Linked DNA regions of Mus musculus: region 1 is linked to region 2. A link is a loop called in an ENCODE intact Hi-C map of the cell type or tissue named here. Cell type or tissue: heart. All regions are shown on one strand.

Evidence for each region. Peaks named below come from ENCODE experiments on the same cell type or tissue, not always from the same donor. Only the 100,000 strongest peaks of a DNase experiment are listed, where the experiment ranks them.
Region 1: a loop joins it to region 2, with 3 times the contacts of the local background. A loop is called at or near these places in 8 of 42 quality-filtered maps.

Annotation. Positions count from the first base shown.
Region 1 is chr9:50,666,471-50,674,470 of GRCm38, reverse strand. Dixdc1 (DIX domain containing 1) reads left to right here. Exons shown (of 20, transcript NM_001374656.1): 18 at 4,916-5,021; 19 at 6,703-6,811. Among named protein-coding and RNA genes, the nearest start is that of Dlat, 11 kb to the right of the region's middle. In heart, a CTCF peak has its summit at 3,590 (motif pointing right); no DNase peak of the experiment used is centred here.
Region 2 is chr9:50,441,008-50,449,007 of GRCm38, reverse strand. No RefSeq gene overlaps it. Among named protein-coding and RNA genes, the nearest start is that of Gm32462, 41 kb to the left of the region's middle. In heart, a CTCF peak has its summit at 4,824 (motif pointing left); no DNase peak of the experiment used is centred here; H3K27ac peaks cover 817 bases.

The DNA of each region.
Region 1 (8,000 bases), 230 kb before region 2:
GAATGAAGTCTGAAAACACATTATGCTAAGTACAAGATTCCAGACCCAAAGGCTAGTTCACTTGGCAAAGGGCCTGCCCCACAAGTGTGAGGAGAGGTAGCAGGCCTTAGAACCAACGGCCCAGCCTCAGCTAGGTTGCTGTTGCCACTCCTGTGCTGGCAGAAGACACAGTACACCATAGCCAAAGATGTCCTCTCTGTCTGTATGTCTCTGTCTATGTCTCTCTCATTCTCTCTCTCCCCCTGTCTCTGAGACAGTCGTACTTGTTCCTGCCCTAGCCTCTTGAGTACTGGGATTATCTATTGCCTTAACACTTGATATCTGACACTCACAAAAAAATTATGAGGGCCAGCTGGACGCATGATGGCACACACCTTTAGTCCCAGAAGGCAGGAGACAGAGACAGAGACAGACAAATCTCTTAAGTTCAGGGCCAGCCTGGACTACAGAGCAAGTTCCAGGACAGCCAGTGCTACACAGTGAGGCCTTGCTCTGAAAAAAACAAACAAAACAAAAACAAATTATTAGGCCTACATGGTAGGAAAGAACTAACTTCTTGCAAGGCAAAAGACACCGTCAATAAGACAAAAAGGCCACCAACAGATTGGGAAAGGATCTTTACCTATCCTAAATCAGATAGGGGACTATATCCAATATATATAAAGAACTCAAGAAGGTGGACTCCAGAAAATCAAATAACTCCATTAAAAAATGGGGCTCAGAGCTAAACAAATAATTCTCACCTGAGGAATACTGAATGACTGAGAAGCACCTGAAAAAATGTTCAGCATCCTTAATCATCAGGGAAATGCAAATCAAAACAACCCTGAGAGTCCACCTCAAAAAAAAAAAAGAACTAATTTCTTCAAGTTGATCCATGACCTCAACATGTTTGTGCATACTAGTCCCATCCCACCCCTATGCAAAAAAAAAAAAAAAAAAAAAAAGCCACTGCCAAGAACCAGATCAGTCAACAGAGTGAAACCCAAGTGAGACCAGGAATTATAAATAAATAACAGGTTAATGTATTCATTGTTATGATAAAAATGTGCTGATGAGGGATTTTAGTAATGAGACAAATTATAAGGAATAAAATAAAAGGGTTAAAAATAAAAGCACAGATAAATCTGAAGACGGTTTCCAGCATAGGCCTCAGTAGACTCAACATAGCCACTGAAGGAATCCACAAACTTAAAAATGTGGTGATTGAAATGCAAAATTTAAACACGAGGAGAGGAATAATACGGGACAGGAAAGCAGGGCCAGAGCAGAGTGGATCAAAGGACATCGGGTTAAGATGGGAGCAGTTGGAATCACCAAGAGGGAGCAATAGCGTAGAAACTGTTTCTGAATAGCTAAACCTGTCCCACGCACACACTTGTAATGCCACTATGGAAGCTGAGGCAGGAGGATGATGAGGTTGAAGCCAGCCTCGGATTCATGGCTAGTTTGTGACCAGCATAATAGTAATTATGAGAAACCTAGTGTCTTAGTCAGGGTTTCTATTCCTGCACAAACATCATGACCAAGAAGCAAGTTGGGGAGGAAAGGGTTTATTCAGCTTACACTTCCATACAGCTGTTCATCACCAAGGAAGTCAGTACTGGAACTCAGGCAGGTCAGGAAGCAGAAGCTGATGCAGTGGCCATGGAGGGATGTTCCTTACTGGCTTGCTTCCCCTGGCTTGCTCATCCTGCTCTCTTATAGAACCAAGACTACCAGCCCAGGGATGGTCCTACCCACAAGGGGCTTTTCCCCCTTGATCACTAATTGAGAAAATGCCTTACAACTGGATCTCATGGAGGTACTTCCTCAACTGAAGCTCCTTTCTCTGTGATAACCCCAGCCTGTGTCAAGTTGACACACAAAACCAGCCAGTACTCCTAGTTTGGTGAGAAAACAAAAAAATTGGCCTAACAATGTGGCTCACTTGGTAGAAAGCTTGCCTCTTGTGCACAGGGCCATGGATTTGATCCCTGGCATTGCATAAACTAGTTGTGGTCCTGCACACCTGTATCTCAGAGGTAGAGGCAGCAGGGTCAGAAGTTCAAGGCCATCCTTGGCTACACAGCAAGTTGGAGGCCAGCCTGGGCTTCCTGAGTCCCTGTCTACAAGAGAGAAAGAAAATAGACACATAACATTTGGTCACATCTTTTGCTTCTTAATGTGTATAGGTGTTTTTGCCTATATATATGTCTGTACCACATGTATGCCTATTGTCCATAGAGATTAGAAGAGGGCATTGGATTCCCTGGAACTGGAGTTACAGGCACCTATTAGCTGCCACATGGGTGCTGGGTACCAAACCTGGGTCCTTTGCAAGAGCAGTAAGTGCTCTTACCCATTGACCCATCCCTGCAGATACTGATCAAAGAAAGCCCCCCTACTGCCAGCCACACCCACTAGGGGCAGCTGGTATACAGTGGAGATCCAGCCACACCCACCATGAGTAGCTAGAACATAGTGGAAATCCAACAGACTTTGGAAGGGCAGTGTCCGTAGAGCTCAGAGGGCCTCTGGGTTTAGCAGATCAGGTTTCTAAATGAGTTATAAAGCCCAAACTTAGGAATTAGATCCTTGTGTCTCACCCTCCTTTGGGACTGGAACATGCTAGGAATCTAGAAGTTTAAAGAAGGTTCTAGAAGGATTATAGGACATGGCTGGTCCCTTCACGGGGGCAGTCCCTCTGAGTACTTACTCCCCATGACACTGAAGAACGGAGTCTAACGTTCCTAAAATGGGAATGACATCAAGCTAGCTAGCTTTCTTTTCTTTTCTTTTCTTTTCTTTTCTTTTCTTTTCTTCTCTTTTCTTTCTTTCTTTCTTTCTTTCTTTCTTTCTTTCTTTCTTTCTTTCTTTCTTTCAAAAGGCCTCACTATGTAGCTCTGGCTGGCCTAGAACTTGCTGTATATGAGGCCTGGTGCAAGACTCACTTTTATTCTTTTTTTTTTCATTTTTTATTGGGTATGTAGCTCATTTACATTTCCAATGCTATAACAAAAGTCCCCCATACCCACCCACCCCCACTCCCCTACCCACCCATTCCCCCTTTTTGGCCCTGGCGTTCCCCTGTACTGGGGCATATAAAGTTTGCAAGTCCAATGGGCCTCTCTTTCAAGTGATGGCCTATTAGGCCATCTTTTGATACATATGTAGCTAGAGACAAGAGCTCCGGGTTACTGGTTAGTTCATAATGTTGTTCCACCTATAGGGTTGCAGATCCCTTTAGCTCCTTGTGTACTTTCTCTACCTCCTCCATTGGGGGCCCTGTGCTCCATTCAATAGCTGACTGTGAGCATCCACTTCTGTGTTTGCTAGGCCCTGGCATAGTCTCACAAGAGACAGCTATATCAGGGTCCTTTCAGCAAATCTTTAGTTCTCTAGTTCCGTTTTGTTGTTTGAGACAAGGTCTCACTATGTAGCCCTGGCTGGCTTGGGGTCTACCTCTTCCTGCCTCCCAAGTGCTGGGATTAAAGGTGTGCACCACCGTGTCCAACTCACCGTGTCCAACTCTATCTTTTAAGATTTCCTTGTTTTCTTTTTAATGCATGTGTATACACCATACGTACAGTGCCTCTAGAGGCCAGAAGAGGGCACCAGAAGCCCTGGAACAGGACAGTGTGGGTAATGGGAACTCAGGTCTCTTGCCAGAGACGATTCACCTCTCTAGTCTCTCCTGATGCTTTATTGGATATTAAGGCATTTATAAATTCAAAAGCTCATATATTTTCATATACACAGAGAAGCTTAATAGCAAAAGAGCATTTTTCAAAGTAATAATACAAACAACAAAGTACAAGATTCCTTTCCTATGAAGGTATTTTGGGTTTGGCATACATATTTTTCCTGGAAGTTCCCCTCCCTCCTCTTCCTCCTCCTCTTCCTCCTTCCTCCTCTCTCTTCCTCCTTCTCTGACAGCTGTTGACTCTAAGTTGTGGTTTAGAAGGTGAGGTTGACAATGCACAGGTGCCGGGAAGCATGGTGAGATTGTACATGCGTTTGCTGTTTGGTCTGACTGTTCTCCACATATCCATTACCAGTACAGCTCCTGTTTGGTGACTGGATGGGTGTTACCGGAACCATCTGTATCACCCAGTAGAGTGCTTGAGGGTCTGGCAGGCTGGCTCAGTGGGTAAAGGCACTTACTGCCAGGCCTGACTGTCTGAGTTTAGCCCTTGATCCAGCAGGGTGGAAGGAGAGAACTGACCCCTCAGATCTGTCCTTTGTTCTCCACGCAGGCCCACACTAAAGTAAATGTAGGCTAGGTGTGGTGAGTGGCCTACAGTTTTAATCCCAGCACTCAGGAGACAGAGTTAGGCAGATAGATCTCTGTGAGTTCAAGATCTGTTGGGTTCTCATGAGTTCTAAGCCAGACGGGTCTGCATAGTGAGACTGTGTCTCAAAACAACAACAGCAACAACAGCAACCCCAAGCACAGCACAGGACCACACCTTTGTAGGCCCTTGGGATAGTACTTGGGAACTTTGATAGTACATTTTCCCTGGGTTTTTTTCCCCCCATTATTCTTTCTTTTTATAAATCATGCAAATAATCTTCAAAATCTGAATGTAGGCAGTTTGCAGGTCCTACTGGGTGTCTACTCAGTCGCCTGAAATCCAGCCAGGCAACATTCTCTGACCTCTTGACCTTTAGTAACAGTGCTGTCAGAGCAGGTGGCGTTCCTCTGACAGAAATCCCTGGATTGAATGAGAAATGGGGCCCACGATGATGCTCATGCCCGAGGCACCTCTTGCCCTCGTGACGATCATGAGCCATGCTCTGGGAACATGGTGCTTTGGCAAGGCTGATGGAGGAGCTGTGACCTCGGGCAGCTTCAGCCTCCTGAGACATTTTGAGTAAAGGAAGGGAGGAATTTGGATGGGATGGAACGCTCTAACTCTGTCTCTGCTTGCAGCGTTGCCTCACTCCCAGAGTTCCCCAGCCGTCAGCAGCACCTGCACTAAGGTGCTCTATTTCACCGACCGCTCGCTCACGCCCTTCATGGTCAATATTCCAAAGAGGTGAGACGTCCATGCCATTCCTTCACTGTAAAAGACAAACCGAACAGAAGCAGAGTCCTCAGTAACAGCCTGATGAGCAGCTGAAGGTGTTTGAAAGCCAGCTTGTATGGAAACCAGAGCCCAGGACTTAGAGATTCTGCCTCCTGCTTACCAGGGTTTTGTTTGTTTGTTTGGGTTTTTGTTGGTTTTTTGTTTGTTTGTATTTTGGTTTTGGTGGTGTTGTTGGAGACAAAGTATTACTATGTAGCCTTGGCTGGTTTTGAACTCTTTATGTAGACCAGGCTGGCCTCCCTCCAGCTAATAACTCCCTCCTGCCTTGCATCCTGAGTGCTGAGGTTAAAGTCATCCACCACCACACCCAGCAACCAGTGACATTATAGTGGACAAGCAGGAGGTATTGCTAGGCACAGGAATAAGCACTGTATGTTGTTTTGAGTTGTTTGTTTTGTTTTAGTGTTTTGAGACAGGGTCTCACTGTGTAGCTCTGGGTGGCCTGTGCTCACAGAGATCCACCTGCCCCTGCCTCCCAAGTGTTGAGATTAAGGCATGCACCACCATACCCAGGCCCACAGGAAAAATAATTGTGCTTCTTGTTCTGATAGCTATACAAGTTTGGAAAAACTTGTTCTTTTAAGTATTCAAAATAGCCCCTTCTGGTAGCCATGACCTCTAGCCTGAGCTCCTGGGCCCCACTCGTGGGTGTTTACTACTCAAGGGTGACGGCAAGTCATACCTGTAAGGATTTGTGTGGAGAATGTCCCAGAAGTTCATCTCAGTACAGAATAAAGATGCTGCGTGGGGCCAGGGATGGAGCTCACTGACAGCGTGCTTGCCTCGTATTGCTTAAGGCTCTGGTTTATAAATAAAATAAACCCTGGCCAACTACCAAGGGAGCTTCCTAGGGTTTCTCCTCTCTTAGAGTCTGCTTATTTGGACTAGATAAAAGTGAGGGTTTTTATTTTTGTTTTGTATTGTTTTCTTTGGGGGAGGGGTGTTGTTTTCCATGACAGGGTTTCTCTGTGTAGTCCTGGCTGTCCTGAAACTTATTCTGTAGTCCAGGATGCTTTTGAACTCAGAGATCTGCTCACTGCTGCCTCCATAGTGCTGGGGTTAGAGGCATGCGCCACCACAGGGCGTTTCTGTATTTTCCAAACACAGAGGAATGCTGAGAGGCACTTACATGTAGTCTGTCAGCTGGGGCCCTGAAACATGATGGTGAATTTGAAGTCTTCCTACGCTGTGTAGCAAAGCCAACGCAAGCTTGGCCTACAGAGTGAGACCCTGTCAAAACAAAACAAAACAAACAAACAAACAAACTGATGGATTTAATTTTATCAGCCTAAGAAAACTAGGCCACTATGTCAGGAGAAAAACTGAGAAAACTTAGTAATATTAGTAGTTATTTAATTTTATTTTGAATACTTTATTTTCTAGGTTAAAAACAGCAAAAGCAATGAATTTGAGTTCTTGGATCACCTGATGTGTAATGCCATGCTCATTCCTAGTGTTGACTGGTTGCCCAACTTTTATTTTATCTTGGTTATCAAGGGCCGTGACCTAGTATCAAAGCCATGCTATTTCTGCCTGTTGACTTTTGTTGGGACCTGGATTTTAAACTAACACACTACCTTCCCAGCCTATCAATTGACAAACTATTTTGGTACACTCTCCTCTATTACAGGTTGGGGGAGGTGACACTGAAGGATTTTAAAGCAGCTATTGATCGGGAAGGGAATCACCGATACCACTTCAAAGCACTGGATCCCGAGTTTGGCACAGTCAAAGAAGAGGTACAGAATCCAGGAGCAAGCTGGGAGTGTTACTGGTCACTCCTGAATTAGCTCCCAGAAATACCTGAGTTCCCACCCTAGTCAGTGTTCCATTGCTGTGAAGAGACACCGTGACTGAGGCAACTCTTAGAAAAGAAAGCAGGTTCCGTCCATTATCATCATGTGGGAAGCATGACATGGTGTTGGCTGACATTGTGCAGGAGAAGGAGCTGAGAGTTCTACTGAGTGGTAGAACTGGAGTTCTGCTGTTCTGGCAGGAGACAGACAGACAGACAGACAGACAGACAGACAGACAGACACTGGGCTTGGCTTGGGCCTTTGAAACCTCAAAGCCCATCCCCAAAGGCAAACTTTCCCCAACAAGACCACCTTTGCTAATCTCTCCCAAGTAGTGCCAAGTAGACCCCCTGATGTCTAAGCATTCCAACATAAGAGTTTATGGGGAACACTTCTTATTAAAATCACCATTCTACTCCCTGACCCCCATAGGTTTGTAACCATGTCATAATGCAAAAATGCATTCAGTCCAACTTCAAAAGTCCACAGTCTGTCACGGACTCAACACTTTAAAAGTAAAGTCCAAAGTTCAATATCTTTTTGGAGATTCAAGGTGCTCTCTTAACTATAACCCCCTGTAAAATCAGAATCAAGAAGCAGTTCACATGTATAACAGACAATGGCGCAGGTTATACATTTCCCTTCCAAAAGAGAGGGAAGGGGGCAGAGAGAGGAAATGCTGGACCACAGCAGACCCACTCCAGTCTGCCTCTCCGTGTCTGACGGCAGAGCACTCTTCACATCTCCAACTCCTTTCAGCTCCTTTGACTGCAACAGACTTCTTTCTCTTGTGCTAATTCTCCACCCCCTCTCTGTGTGCTGCAAGTCAGGGACAACTTGTGGAGTCAGGATGTAATTTTCTCTTTCCACCATGTGGGTCCTGTCATTGAATTTAGGACATTGACAGTGCCTTTATCCACTGAGACATCTCACAGCCCTTAGGCCTCTTTTACCAGCGGTGTAGTTTCTGTCTTGTTGAGATAGGGTATCACGGGGCTGCAGAGATTGCTCAGCGGTTAAGAGCACTGAGTGCTCTTTAAAAGGTCCTGAGTTCAATTCCCAGCAACCACATGGTGGCTCACAACCATCTGTGTAATAGAATCCGATGCCCTCTTCTGATGTGTCTGAAGAC
Region 2 (8,000 bases):
ATACGATATGATTAAATGAACCCCTCGCCCCTGCCCACATGACCTGTTAGTGGGTCAGTCACTCTCTTCCTACCAGGGCTGTCTGGCTAACCCCGTGGATTAGACTCCACTCCCCACCCTACAGTTGGAGCTGGCACAGGGCATTGCGCGCTGCCTGGGGGAGCTGAGCGCTGCTTGCTTCTCTGTGGGCTGCCCACTGTCTCTACTCTTTAGCAGTCCTATCTCTGATTTGTGATGCTCTTCCAGTCTCCTCTAGGGTCTCGTATTTATCTCTATCCGTTCATTCACATCACAGGAGGCAACTGCTGGTCTGTCATCTCCTGTTACATGTTTGAGAACTGTCCGTTATCAGATGTGTCACTTGAACACATGGCTTTGCATTCCATGGCCTATCTTTCCCCCATTCCCTTGATAGTGTTGTCATAAATAACTAAAATTTAGATGTTTTGGAGTCCAGTGTATCAGTTTCCTCTTATGAGTCAGATCATGCCCTTGGTATAGTATCTAAACCATTTCTCTATTTTGGCTTGTGCCATTTTCTCCTTGGTACTAAGCACGGTGTACCTCAGATGCTCTACGTATGTATGTATATAAGTAATCCCCACTGAGGAGAATTCTAATATTCCATGTCCTATTGCATGTTCATTCCTAATCTTCACTTAACGACAGGTTCTAGGGGTCACCCCACTGTGAGACGTGGAAAGATTTCTCATTTCCTTCTTCACTGATGTGTATGGATGTCTAACAGCTTCCCAGAGTCTAACAGCTTTCTGCGAGTCCTCCTTCCCCCTTTCACAGAATCCTTTGTCTATCTTTGAACTAAAACTATATGAGCTCATTTATCCCTGACCTTATTGGTACATTGTCCCAGACTCAGAGAACTTCCTGACCTTGGTGTCTTTTCTGCTGAGAAAATGAATGGCTCTCATGACCTGCCAACAGGCCCTGGGAAATTGAAGTTCTTACTCTTTGTGTAACATCCAGGTGCCTTTCATCATCTTTTTTTTTTTTTTTTTTGGCATTCATTAAAGGAGTTAGAAAATCTGAGCTTTCTTTGAATTAATATTCTGTGTTTATATGAACACCATCCCTTAGTGCCTATGTTAGAGAAGACAGGGACACAGTAATGTTGCAGCTTCCCCCAGTCTGGCATCTACAGCACCTATTTAAGAGTATATGCTAAGGAGAGCCCTAAGCTTCGAGGAAGCTAAACATCTCGTGGTGTTTACAATCCATTGCATTTCTGTGTAACGGTTATTAAATCCCAACAGCTGTTCATTGTGTCAGTTCCGAGGTAATGTAATAATCTCTCAGTCTGAGAAGAAAGTTAATACAGCCCAGGGACACAGGAAATTAAAGGTAAGACTGATAGCTTTTTGTTGTAGAAATTCATACTTATAATGTGCTTAAAACCCAAGATATGGGGGCTAGAGAAATGGCTCAATGGTTAAGAATATGTACTATTCTTCCAGAGGTCCTGAGTTTGGCTCTCGGCAACCATGCTGGGTAGCTGCAATCCCCAGTAACTTTAGCTCCAGAGGACCCAGTGCTTCTGGTCTCCTAGGGAACCTGTACTCATGTGCACTGTCCCCACACAGACACTGACACAGACACAGACACGTACACATACTTAAAAGGAAAATAAGTATTAAAAAAACCCAAGATACAAATCTATGGGAGGAGGGGTTCCAGGAAGTGGAAGTGAGGGTTAATGGGGGAGGGGGGAAGGAAAATAAGTTCTCTGTTTAGGAGGAATTTCTTCAGACTTTATTTTGTGGATGTCAGGGCCTTTGGTGTTTAGAATTCACTGGGCACTTAGAACAGAACAGTTTATTTCAAAACATGAATTCTACAGAAATTACATTCACTTTTACATTGTTTTTGGAGGGGGTGGTATACAAAATGGGACTCCTAATGGCATATAAATTCTTGTAAGTAATCAAATTTGGAAAGATTTCAGATAGTGACTTAAAATGTAAGAACATGCCCTTCCTCCTTAAAAATCTTTGAGGAAATTAATGAGCAAAATTGTTGGCAGACCGTGACTCTAAGCTACATTTCCCCTCTTCGGCTCCTTACATGAACTTGTACTTGGAGACCTTCATGCTCCTGAGCACATTCATGGCTGTGTGCGCTGAGCTGTTTCCTGCACGGGCAGCAGAACCATCGCTGCTGTGTGTCTGTGTGTGTGTTCACACTCTGTGTGTTCACACTCAGGTTCAGCACTTGTGTGGGGCGCCCTGCCTGGTCCACCCCGGGATCCCTAGGCCCACTCTCTCAACCTCCTGCAATGAAATTTTGTGATCATGAGAAACATAAGTTACTCATAGGGTCTCTTTGGGGTCAACTAGGCTCACGCAGTAGGGCTTTCTGTTCTTTCCCCATGAATTGTACTGAGTCAGTAGCTAACAATTGATTCACATTCAAGTTGAGCGGTCTGGTGAAATATCTGTGTTATTTGCATCGCATTGTTTCATAATATCACATTGTTTCATAATAATTATAGAACCCAGAGGAGCCTGCAAAAATCAGCAGAGAACTTAAAGACAGAAAAAAAAGTCTGTTTCTTTCAAAAATTGGAAAGTCAATATCTTAAGCCATTTAAGTAGGGAAAAAAAACCAGTGAAGTCCATTTTTCACCAAAAATTCTTAATCTTATTTAAAATCACTACATTAATGTACTTATATTTTAGCTCCAGAAAACTACTGTGTTGGGGATGAGGTGACAGCTCAGTGGGTGAAGGTGTATGCTGGGTAAGCCTGGCAACAAGAGTTACATCCCCTGAACTCATAGGAAGAGGGCAAAACAGAGCCAACTACACACACACACACACACACACACACACACACACACACACACAGAGACACACACAGAGACACACACACACACAGAGACACACACACACAGAGACACACACACACAGAGACACATACAAAGACACACACATACACACACAGATGCACAGACACACACACATACAGACACACACGCACACAATGACATTCGTGCCCACATACACATTATGTGTATGCACACAATAAACAAACAAACAAACAAACAAACAAACAAACAAACAAACAAACGCCACTACATTAGAATATAATTTGTGGTGGCAAGATTAGGATGAATTTAGAATTAGTTTAGAAATCAATCTATGTGGTGAGGAGAAACTGAAAGAATCAAAATTTGACTTTATTTGATTCTAATCTTGTTCTATGGTCTTCATTAATTATAACAACTTTTGAATGCAGGTGGGGTCTAATTTTCCTTAATACCTACATTACCCAACAAAATTATGGCCTGGCCTTTGTTCTCCTCCTCCTTGTCTTCCTGTCTCTTGTTTTCTAAATAATAGACATCACACCTGCTCTTTCACACAGCTGCCACTGTGGCTAGGTTTGCATCTCTTTAGTCTTTTGTTGTTCTTCAGCTCCAAGACCTTGTCACCCCCATTCTCCATTACTCTTTAAACGTGGTTTTGTTTTGTTTTGTTTTTTTTTTGCTTATATTTTACTCTTTGTCTTAGTCAGTGTTCTGTTGCTGTGAAGAGACACCAGGCACACAGCAACTCTTACAAAGGAAACCATTTCACTGGGGCTGGCTTACAGTTTCTGAGGCTCAGTCCTTTTCCTCATGGCAGAAACCATGGTGGCTGAGAGTTCTACATTGGATCCAAAGGCAGCAGGAAGAGAGAGAGACACTGGGCCTGGCTTTAGCTTTTAAAACCCCAAAGCCCAGCCCTATGACACACTTTCTCTAACAAGGCCACATCTACTCCAAAAGACATGAATATAGCTTTAAAATAAGCCTCATTAATCTAAAGGCAAAAACAAAACTAAACCCAATAAGCCTCAGGCAGAGATATTCACTTTATGGGATTGGTACCCCTTTATAGTTTGCCATGCTGGCGTCTAGACAGTCATGCTGGCTTGGGGGCCTCCTCTACGTGAACCATTGTTCTCAAGGCTCAGGAGGTGACTGTCATTGCTCACTGGGGTGCACAGCAGGATTGTCTCAGACTCAGGAACTAGATTGCATTTGAAGGTAGATATCTGCTTGACCCTGAGTGTTAAAAATAAAAGGTCTTAGATTGTCACTGAAATGAAAACACAGAATAAGATTCTTAATGGTGCCTGGGAGGTGGCTCAGTGGGCCTAGGAGGTGGCTCAGAGGGTAAAAGTGCTGGCCCCAACGCCTGACAACCTGAGTCTGACCCTAGGAATCCACATAAAGAGCCCGATGTGGTGGCGTGGAGCTAGGACTCCTTTGAGATGGAAGCAGAGACAAGAGAACCAGCCGGAAGCCAGTGGTCTGCACAGCAGCAGAAATGAGAGAGACCCTGCTGTCACAGGGTGGAAAGCAGTGACTCCCCAAGGTTGTCTTCTGATCTCCACATTCGTGCTATGGCATGTGCATACCTACACACACACACACACACACACACACACACACACACACATAATGAAACCTTAACACTTTTTGAGATTATGCCTCAGTGTTCTAAGATTCCAGATTTGGTGGAGCCTAATGTAGGCAGAATTTGCTTTTCCGTTTCTTTACTTTGTGCTACGTTTCATCACAGCCCATGGCCTCCGAAGTGTTTATCTGATGCCTGAGATTAGGATGGCAGTAAAACTGGTTCTAAGATGCCGTCTCGCTGAGGTATCACATTACCATTACAGAAGTACAAGATAAGGAGAAAATTTTATAGGTAATATGCTGTGGAATCCATCCACGCCCAAGAAAGCATATTTTGCGTGCATGGAATGTGGTTTTTCTTATCCTTGTATGCCCTTGAGCTGGTGAAATGTTTCACGAGGAAGCATCGCCCTCTAGTGGCTGACTGGGTGTATAACAAGACTCTTTCTTCCTCTCTCCTAACTCCACCAGGCCTTCCCTTTTCTCTTTCTTGATAGTTTCATACACATATACAATGCATTGTGAGTATATTCACCCTCATTATGCCCTGGGAACCCCTTCCTTTCCCTCTTAACTCCTTCCCACCGAGTCATCCCTCCGTGGCCATTAGAGAAGCTGATATGCTCTTACCCCAGCAACAGTTGACAGTCATTGGCTTAGCGGAAACTGATGGTCGTCACCGGCACATCCTCATGGGTACGTTCTCCACCCACGGCCCATTCTTGTGCAACTGTAAGCTTTCTTTACAGCTCCAGGCATGTGCTGAGCTGTGGCCTGGAGAACTACGGATGCAGAGCCCACCATCCAGCTTCTTGACAATCACTTTTTGATGAGTGATTCTGCGTGGTGCCCGGTGAGAGCGTGAGCGCGCTCATGCGCCCCCCCCCCCCATAGTTCTCCTAAGCCAGAATTTGAACACTGTTACATATGTGTCAATTAGCGCATTCCCCATAAACTCCAGCAAGGTTTTCCCTTCGGGAGGCTTCCATTTCTAGCGCTTCCTGCTTGTCTCTCCTTGGCACCAGTTGCATTCCCATTGCTTTCTGCAAACAGCCTCTGGCTTCTTTTTAAACCTTCCATTTCTCGGAGCACTGGGTTAGATCCATTACATTCCCCGATGCCCACCTTTCTCCTCAGATTGCACATTGTGTATTTCTCTTTGTCCAGCTTACTCCCTTTCTTATAGATAAGGCTTTCTAAGATATAAGGCTGTTTACTAATAACCACGTGACCTAATTAATACTAGGCTGTCTTGAAATTTCCACCAACGTTATTAGTCCAAAAGCCTTCAGTTTAGCTGTGGGTAGACTTTTTAGAACAAAGGCAAATTCTTTGCCACAGTCCCCTTTCACAGCAGCTTGGGAAGTGAGGAAGGGACTGGAAAGGGTAAAGGAACAGAGATGCTCATAGAGCCTGTGCCTCAGACCTGAGATCCAGAAGCAGGAGTCCCAAGTCTTTGCACTGATCCTGACCCAGGCAAGTGATCTCTGCAGGTCCCTTTGAGTTTCTTCTTGCCCTGTCTCCTGCCCTTGCCAGTGCTTCTGGTAGCGTCGGCTGCTTCTGAGCTCCGGATGTCCCCAGAAGACTGGTCTCTCCACCTTTCCCACTCCTTACACTTCAGGACATGTTAGCGTCAGATCTCCCCACCAATTGACCTAATACCCACCAAGCCACCCCACCCTTCCTGCGGAAAGCATACTGAGTAGCCCCTGTGTATGAAGCAGAGGTGTCGACCAGATGACTCAAAGGAAGTTCACTCTCCAGAAACAACAATGTCTCCGGGGAGCTGTGGGAGGTGGGTTGGGCAGGCTTTAAGAGAAAGGCGAGTCTAGAGTCGGGAGAGAAGGGCCAGCTTGTGCAAGGGTGGGCTATGGAAAGATAGCCTCACTGTGGCAAAGTAGCTGCTGGTGAGCTGAGAGGCAGAGGCAGATGGTGAAGTGTGGATGATGGAGCAGAGGGTTGGTGGTTTTGTGGAGAGATTTCACTGGCGTCTACATGGGAAGAGGAACCTCAGAGGGTTTGGGCCTTCATTTTAACTTTTATTTAGATAAGATTACAAAATCTCGGACTGCTGACAACTGAGTGGTTGGGGGTTGTGGATTTAGGTCTCAGGTGACCAAAGTTTGGGGGATGAAAGCAAAGGGTTTGCAGTTGTTAGTGATGAAGTCTAGGGCATTCTAGTAACCTTTCAAAATCCTCATGGCCTCACATGCCTTGGCAACTCTAATTGATTATAGAAACCTATCTATTCCCTTCGCCCAAGTTCATTAAGTTCTTAACTTCCATCTCTCGCTGTCTTCTATCTCTTTCAAGATAAAGCGCTTGGCTCTATCTTCCTCTGCCAAATCTCTTTCTTTTCTTTCCATGGTCTCTGTGCATGCAGACATTTGCTCATCCTGAATTCCTGAAACATTTTCTCCCACTCTGAGTTCACCTGTAAGGAAGCAGCCAGTCCTCCGCAGGCAGTGGTGGAGTCGGTCTGCCACTCCCCTGAGCTACATAGCCTTGCTCTCTCATGCCTGGCTCAGGTAGCCTCATAAGGCCCTACGTGTTTCCTGCTTCTGAAGAAACAAGGGACCGCGGCAGAGGCTGGTGATTAAGGCCTGCTACTAAGGCTTCCTAGTGCCAGGTCTCTGCAGCAGGCAAAACAAGGGCCATCTCCTCTGTTTCCAAGCGCTTCCTTTCGCTTGCTCCTCAGCCCCATATTAAGAGCTCCCCAGCAAGCTCTTTGTGCCATACAAAAGGCTGGGTTTGTGGCAGTGTGTGGAGGAGGTGGTCACCATGACCTGATGCAGAGCCGAGGTGAGGCTTGTCCTCCGACCTGGGGTAAAGAATGAGGAAGCTGAGTTATGAACAGTTTGTTCCAAGTGGTTGGTGACACAGGCTAAGAGCCTCAGAGTGATGGAGGCCTGCAGGCAGGGGGCTGGCTTTTCCTAGGTCTTTGTGGCTTTAGTCTTTGTGTTCTCCTGGGCTACCTTTCCTCACAGTAGTGATCTCTGGATGCAGGTTCCCTGTGTGTTGTATGAGATGACCTCTAAGGTCTGGGGTTTTATGAAAATGTCTTCCACACAGAGGCCAAAACCCAGCTGATCATGTCTGCCGACCACCTGTTAGGTCATGTGAGCAGCTCACAGCCTCACCAGAGAGACAGACCTCTACACTGGTCATTATACTGCAGCTAGACAAGTTCCGGGGTCCAGTTATATGTAGGATATTTTAAATATTCTCTCTCTCCTTCCTTCCCTCTCCCTTTCTTCCTTCTGTCTGTCTTTCAAATGCACTCATGTAACCAGGGTGGCCTTGAATTCACTAAGTAGCCTCGGCTGGCCTTGAACCTGATCCTGTATCTCCTAAGTGCTGGTTACAAGTGTGCACTATTACGCCTGTTCTATGTGTTGCTGGGAATCAAACCCAGTGCCTCATGGATGCTAGACAAGTTGGACCATGCTACCAATGAGTCACACCCCCAGTTCCCCCATTGAAAACCTTTGTTTTGTGTGAGTGTCCCAAACTTTATTCATCTACTGGGACCCTGGTTTGTGTCTCTCCTTTGCAGCTCTTCTCAGGGCCAAGGCAATCC